Regions from separate parts of the Homo sapiens genome. Here region 1 is linked to region 2. A link is a contact called in ENCODE Hi-C or POLR2A ChIA-PET data. All regions are on one chromosome and are shown on one strand. Each heading gives the region's core, a stretch centred on a gene start or an enhancer-like site at or near the end of the contact. The rest is flanking DNA. Distances are from core to core; before and after follow the strand shown.

The links. Hi-C counts contacts between places; a loop is a spot of excess contacts on that map. ChIA-PET counts read pairs that join two places held with the same protein, here RNA polymerase II (POLR2A). Pooled maps may share reads with other maps.
Region 1: a pooled map shows a loop between it and region 2 (2.2-fold over the local background). The contact joins the enhancer-like site here to the promoter of AGMAT in region 2. A Hi-C loop is called at or near these places in 5 of 50 pooled maps. POLR2A ChIA-PET finds 5 or more read pairs at or near these places in 7 of 52 experiments (A549, A673, GM12878 and 4 more).

What each region holds. Positions count from the first base shown.
Region 1 is chr1:15,791,790-15,795,469 of GRCh38, reverse strand. It overlaps the pseudogene RPL12P14. Among named protein-coding and RNA genes, the nearest start is that of UQCRHL, 14 kb to the left of the region's middle. RefSeq lists an enhancer at 3,193-3,680. Within about 2 kb of position 2,254, at least 3 of the 41 ENCODE cell types and tissues checked have a DNase peak (open chromatin) inside an H3K27ac peak, as active enhancers do.
Region 2 is chr1:15,583,197-15,586,941 of GRCh38, reverse strand. AGMAT (agmatinase (putative)) reads left to right here and starts at 1,891. Exons shown (of 7, transcript NM_024758.5): 1 at 1,891-2,246; 2 at 3,547-3,745. The coding sequence starts at 1,975. RefSeq lists a silencer at 1,909-2,238 and an enhancer at 2,349-2,398.

The sequences.
Region 1 (3,680 bases), core at 1,005-3,504, 210 kb before region 2:
CAAGAAAGCGAGGGAGAACCTCTACTAGACAGGGCAATATATCATTTACCTATAATTTACAGAGCTGTAAAGTCGCTCAAAGACAATAAAAGGCTAGAATCTGATAACCAGGAAGGGTGTGCTGGGTGTAGATAGTGCATTATTTTCCACTGAATCACATACATTTTTTTCTGCAGAAGGAAGGTTATGAGCAGGGTACACTCCAGAGTCTCTCTAATCTGATGCTCACTCTCTGAGAATTAGTATGAGTCATACAGGATACAAGGACCTTTCTGGATGGATTGGGAAAATTATATGTCACTTACAAGCAAGAGGCCTGCAGTCTAAACTCCCCCTCTTAAGATGCAGGTCTTGGCCTGGCGTGGTGGATCACACATGTAATTCTAGCACTTTGGGAGGCCAAAGCAGGAGGATCACTTGAGCTCAGAAGTTCAAGAGCAGCCTGGGCAACATAGAGAGACCTCATCTCTAAAAAAAAAAAAAAAAAAAAAAAAGATGCAGGTCTTAGCTGGGCACGGTGGCTCACTCCTGTAATCCCAGCACTTGGGAGGCCGAGGCAGGAGGATTGCTTGAGGCCAAGAGTTCCAAATCAGCCTAAGCAGCATGGTAAAACCCCATCTTTACAAAAAATTTAAAAAATTAGTCAGGTGTGGTGGTGCATGCTTGGGGTCCCAGCTACTTGGGAGGCTGAGGTAGGAGGACTGCTTGAGCCCAGGACATCATCAAAGCTGCAGTGAGCTGTATTTGCACCACTGTACTCCAGCCTGGGCAACAGAGTGAGACTGTGTCTCAAAAAAAAAAAAGATGCAGAGATGCAGAGCTCCAGACATTAAAGGTTTTTTCAGTTGGACATTGGCACCTGTGTTACACGATGGGTTCTGAAACATTCTAGAATATGGATTTCTGAAGTGGGTCTGTAGTGGAGGACTATAGAATTTTCACTGGACCTGCTTTGATCCTGTCTCTGCTGTGCGGCCTTGTGCAGTTATACCAGCTCTCTGATGTGCAGCTTCCTCCTCTTTGGCAATGTCAAAATTGCTACTTCATAGATTATTTTGTTACATAAACTGTACATTAAAGTGAGGAGAACATTTTTTGGAAAATGTTCTCAGTCCCTGCAATTCTTCCTCATCAGCTCAGCCTCCTCCCCTCTCCCCATCCCCCCATTCAATTCCCGGTTCCCACCATTTGTCTCTCTAGCAGGGTAGGGAGGGGCTTGGGTTGCCCTGGAGGGGCTGGCCTGTGGCCTGTGCTGGGTGAAGTTCACACCTGGGTGTGCCCTCGGGAAAGGGGCCTCTGGGGACAGGGTGACCATCAGAAAGGCTCAGGGCTCCCAGTGCACCATGCTGTCCTTTGTCCCAGCTCTGATTCTGTGCTTACTGTGCCCAGGTTCCCAGGTATGGAATTGCAGGGTAGCAGCATGGGGACTTCCAGGTGGGCCCCTCCTAGCAGGTGGGGGTTTGAGCCAATGAAGAATTCAGTCTGCTGACACAGGTCTCCCTCCAAAAGGGCGTGTCTCTAGGACAGAGGCAGCAATTCCACAGCCATATCACTCACTTTCTAGTTTTTTGTTTTGTTTTGTTTTGGAGAGAGGGTCTCGCTCTGTGGCCCAGGCTGGAGGGCAGTGGCGTGGTGCGATCTCAGCTTACTTCAACCTCTGCATCCCAGGCTCAGGTGAATCTCCCAACTCAGTTTCCCAAGTAGCTGGGACCACAGGTGCTCACCACCACGCCCGCCTAATTTTTCTTTTTTTCTTTTTTTTTTTTTTTGAGACGGAGTTTCGCTCTCGTTGCCCAGGCTGGAGTGCAATGGCGTGATCTCGGCTCACCACAACCTCCGCCTCCCAGGTTCAAGCAATTCTCCTGCCTCAGCCTCCCGAGTAGCTGGGATTACAGGCATGCACCATCACGCCCAGCTAATTTTGTATTTTTATAGTAGAGACGGGGTTTCTCCATGTTGAGGCTGGTCATGAACTCCTGACATCAGGTGATCCACCCGCCTCGGCCTCCCAAAGTGCTGGGATTACAGGCATGAGCCACTGCGCCTGGCCCTGCCTAATTTTTCTATTTTTAGTAGAGATGGAGTTTCTCCACATTGCCCAGGCTGGACACTCTTTCTTTTTCTTTTTTTTCCACCAGTTGTCAAGTGATCCTTTATTGAAATATTTTCCTTTCTGCTTCTTAACTGGCTGGGCATTCCACAGCACCACTGTTGATGTCATCTATGATGTCATGAGGGTAGCGGCCATCAACATTACAGCCCACAGACTGGGCAGTCCCCAGGATCTCTTTAATGGTTCCAGAGAGTTCCCTGGCTAAAGATCGGTGCCACGTGTGTCAAGCAATGTTGACGATCTCATCAAAAGTGATATTCCCACTGTGTTTAATGTTTTTCTGTTTCTTTCTGTCTCTTAGTGGTTCCCTGAGGGCTTTGATGATCAGGGCAGAGGCAGAAGGCACCACCTCAATCTGGGCCTGTCTGTTCTGAATGGTCAGTTTCACTGTAATCCTCAGGCCCTTCCGGTAACCCGTTGCCTTGGCAATGTTATCACCAACCTTTTTTGGAGACAGACCCAGGGGGCCGATCTTGGGGGCCAGCGCAGAAGCAGCGACTTCACCTCCAGTGCACCTCAGGTATACAACTTTGATCTCTCTGGGGTCAAACTTCACGGCATGGTGGAGGTGGCTGGTGTGGGATGAACCCGGATTCGGGACAACCGAAGAAAGTTGCACCTTGGTCTCCTTCTCTTTTTTTTTTTTTTTTTTTTTTTTTTTTTTTTTTTTTTTGAGACAGAGTCTTTCTCTGAGAGAGAGTCTAGCTCTATCGCCCAGGCTGGAGTGCAGTGGCATGATCTTGGCTCACTGCAACCTCCGCCTTCCGGGTTCAAGCGATTCTCCTGTCTCAGTCTCCTGAATAGCTGGGACTACAGGCACACGCCACCATGCCCGGCTAATTTTTGTATTTTTAGTAGAGACGAGGGTCTCACCATATTGGTCAGGCTGATCTCGAACTCCTGACCTCAGGTGATCCACCGGCCTCTGCCTCCCAAAGTGCTGGGATTACAGGCGTGAGCCACCGTGCCTGGCCCAGGCTGGACACTTTCTAGTTTTGCAATCTGTTCTCTCCTCTCAGCCTCACTGCCACCCTGCGTGGTGCGTGGGCCGGAATGACCCTTCCCCTCTTGCAGTTTGGAGAAGTTGAGGACCCGTGTGAACCCTGAAATCATTCATGCCCGGGCTCCCCGTTCGCCAGCCCATGCTGCCCTCTAGTGGTTGTGTGCGCACCTGCCTTTAGGGAGTCCAGGACAGCCGGGACAACCAGCTCATCTGCAGACAGCAGTGGCCAGCCTTCCCAGGCTGCGCAGGGGACCCTAGGCAGGGACCGTCCCCCTCAGGACCCTTCCAGCACTGCATGCCTTCACCAGCTCCTCTTCCTGTCTCGCAGCATCTGGTTTAGATGCATAGATAGATGTATTATATACGTATATTTTAATTGTGCTAAAATACATGTAAAATTTACCATCGCAACTAACTGTACGGTTTCATGGCATTAAGTACCTTCACACTGTTGGGCAACCATCACCACCATACATCTCCAGAACTATTTTTTTTTTTAAGACAAAGTCTTACTGTGTCACCCAGGCTGGAAGCGCAGTGGTGCAATCTTGGCTCACGACAACC
Region 2 (3,745 bases), core at 642-3,141:
CTCAATATTTGTGAGCTGAATGAAAGAAAAACCCGGAGTAAGAACATGATACATTCAGGACAAGCAACATGAAAGAAATAGCAGTTGAATTTGGGAGTCAAGAGAATAACTGAGACCCTTTAAGTGGCATAAGGGAGAAAAAAAGGAAAAAATAACTGAGAGATTGTTGCATTTGTTCCAGAAAATGGCTGGGACCTGCCCCAAGGCCAACACTAAGCACTGATAATTGACCATTAGGAAACTCTGTCCCGACCTGCAGAGTGGAGGCTCCACTCCAGAGTGGAGGCTGGAGTGGTGTGGGGTTTAATGTGCAACCTTTTTTTTTTTTTTTGACAGAGTCTTGCTGTGTTGCCCAGGCTGGAGTGCAGTGGCGCGATCTTGGCTCACTGCAAACTCCACCCTCCCGGGTTCACGTCATTCTCCCGCCTCAGGCTCCCGAGTAGCTGGTACTACAGGTGCCCACCACCACGCCTGGCTAATTTTTTGTATTTTTAGTAGAGATGGGGTTTCACCATGTTAGCCAAGATGGTCTCATCTCCTGACCTCATGATCCGCCCACCTCGGCCTCCCAAAGTGCTGGGATTACAGGTGTGAGCCACCGCGCCTGGCCTAATGTGCAACCTTTGTGTAGAGGTTGCAACGTAAATGCAAATGTGAGCCTTTTCCATTCAATCTCAACATTTAGAGATCAGAAAAAATAATATATATAATACTGCTAAATGGCTCACATAATTCCATTACAAATCACTTCTTTCTTTCCACGTGTGTTTTTCTTTCCCCTTAGAAATAAAGAGGATGTAACAGGTTCTCTGGCACTGTGACCTTCCTTACAGCTTGCCTGTAAGTCCTTTATTTATTTATTTATTTATTTATTTATTTATTTATTTATTTTTGAGACGGAGTCTTGCTCTGTTGCCCAGGCTGGAGTGCAGTGGCCTGATCTCAGCTCACTGCAAGCTCCGCCTCCCGGGTTCATGCCATTCTCCTGCCTCAGCCTCCCAAGTAGCTGGGACTACAGGCACCTGCCACCATGCCCGGCTAAATTTTTGTACTTTTAGTAGAGATGGGGTTTCACCGTGTTAGCCAGGATGGTCTCGATCTCCTGACCTCGTGATCCGCCCGCCTCAGCCTCCCAAAGTGCTGGGATTACAGGCGTGAGCCACCGCCCCTGGCCTCTAGTCCTTTTTTAACAAGGTTATTTAAAAAGACTTTACTGGCCAGGCGCGATGGCTCACGCTTGTAGTCCCAACTACTCGGGAGGCTGAGGTGAGACGATTGCTTGAGCCCAGCAGTTTGAGGCTGCAGTGAGCTATGATTGTGCCACTGCACTCCAGCCTGAGCAACACAGCAAGACCCTGTCTCAAAATAACTAGCTAGCTAGCTAAGTAGCTAACTAACTTTACTGCTTCTTGAGATTCCTATCCCTGGACATTTAAAAATACATTATTTAAAAAAATGCATTTCCTATTTTTCTGGCTTAGAGAAAGATCATTTTCCTTCATATCTTTCTGGCTTTAAAAATATTACTCTGGGGTGGCTGCTGTGGCTCACACCTGTAATCCCAGCACTTTGGGAGGCCAAGGTGGGAGAATCACTTGAGTCCAGAAGTTGGAGACCAGTCTGGGCAACACAGTGAGACCGTCTCTATAAAAACAAACAATTACTCTGAATGGGAGAAGAGGCTGCTGAAGGCCACAGTGGGGAGCAGGGCGCAGACACCCCTGGCACAGTGCCGGCCAGTGGGCACCCCCAGCCTGACTCTATTTGCCAGAGGCTGAAGTCCAGAGGGGTTGAGGGGAGAGCACGGCAGGTCCTGGGGCCCCTCCCCCGCCTTGATCCTAGGGCGCCCCTGACCTTTGAGCCGGCTCGGGTTCCGGCTCTGGCGCGTGCACACTCGCCTCGCCGTTCGGGACCAGCCAGATCGCGGCGGCCTCGCGGGCGGTTTGGTCGGTGAGGTCTTGGCCGCGCGCGGCAATGCTGAGGCTGCTGGCGTCCGGGTGCGCCCGGGGCCCGGGGCCCGGCGTGGGCGCGCGTCCTGCCGCAGGGCTCTTTCATCCGGGGCGCCGCCAGAGCCGCCAGGCTTCCGACGCGCCCCGGAACCAGCCCCCCAGCCCCGAGTTCGTGGCCCGGCCGGTGGGCGTCTGCTCCATGATGCGCCTGCCGGTGCAGACCTCCCCCGAGGGGCTGGACGCTGCCTTCATCGGGGTGCCCCTGGATACTGGGACCTCCAACCGGCCTGGGGCGAGGTAAGGCCGGAAGGACGGGGGCCGGGTACACGTGGAGGGACTGCTTGCTGGCTGTCGGGCATGGAAAGCACCGAGACAGGCGCCCCTGCTGGCCCCGGGTCGAGTTGGAAGCTGGTGGCCGGCTCCAAAATGCCCCTTATGGTTTGAGATGGTTGATTTACCTGGACCCTCAATAAGCAAACCCCAGGGCTCAACATGGGCGTGGCCTCCCACATCTTAGTGTCATCATTGGTCAAGAAGGGATTTTGGCCGGCCCGGTGGCTCATGCCTGTAATCCCAGCACTTTGGGAGGCTGAGGCGGGCGGATCACGAGGTCAGGAGTTCGAGACCATCCTGACCAACATGGTGAAACTCTGTCTCTACAAAGGTACAAAAAAAAGAAAAAAAAAGCCGGGCATGGTGGCGCGGGCCTGTAATCCCAGCTACTCGGGAGGCTGAGGCAGGAGAATCGCTTGAACCCGGGAGACGGAGGTTGCAGTGAGCTGAGATTGCGCCACTGCGCTCCAGCCTGGGCAACAGAGTGAGACTCCGTCTCAAAAAAAGAAAAAAGAAGGGATTCTGGAGCCTGAACCTTCTCTGTGTCCCCATCCTGGGGCCTTGCTGGGATGGCTGCTGTGGATTCCTCCCCTCTCCTCTCCCCAGCTTACAGTGGCAGGTGACATTGCATTTGAGAGCAGAAACTGGCTGCCCCTTCCCCAAATCTGAAGATGTCACCTGACTCAAGAAATGCTCAAATGAAGGCAATTTTCCTAGGATCAAGTCGGAGGAAGCAAAATTCATCTTCCTAGTTATTGAACGTCAGCAATTTCTGATTCAGCTCAGCAACACTATATCTGACCGTACTGATCTGAATTATGAAAGCCAGCACTTATTAAATGTCTCCTAAGTGCAAGGTGCTTTGCATAGATTACCTCATTTAATTTTTACTACAGTGCAAGGTAAATATTTTACAAATTAGGAAACTGAGACTCAGGTAGATCATGAAATTCACTAATGCCATTTAGTACACTTATTTAGTCTCTTCGATACATAGCCTAGATCGGTGATTCTCAAGTGGGGCGGTTTTGCACTCCGGGGACATTTGGCAGTATCTGGAGGCGTTTTGGGTTGTTACACCTTGGAGGAAGGGTGCTACTGGCACCTAGTGAGTACAGGCCGGGATGCTGCTAAGCATTCCATTATGCAATGCCGCGACACGGAATCATCTGGCCCCAAATTGCTGAGGCTGAGAAGCCCTGGCCTAAGCAAAGCCTGAAATCTCTGCAGATGATGGCTGACAGGATGATTCTTCCTTCTGCAGATTCGGACCTCGCCGCATCCGGGAAGAATCAGTGATGCTTGGGACAGTCAATCCTAGCACGGGGGCCCTCCCCTTCCAGTCCCTCATGGTTGCAGACCTAGGCGATGTGAATGTCAATCTTTACAACCTTCAGGACAGCTGCCGGCGAATTCAAGAGGCCTATGAGAAAATTGTAGCAGCTGGCTGTATTCCTCTGACC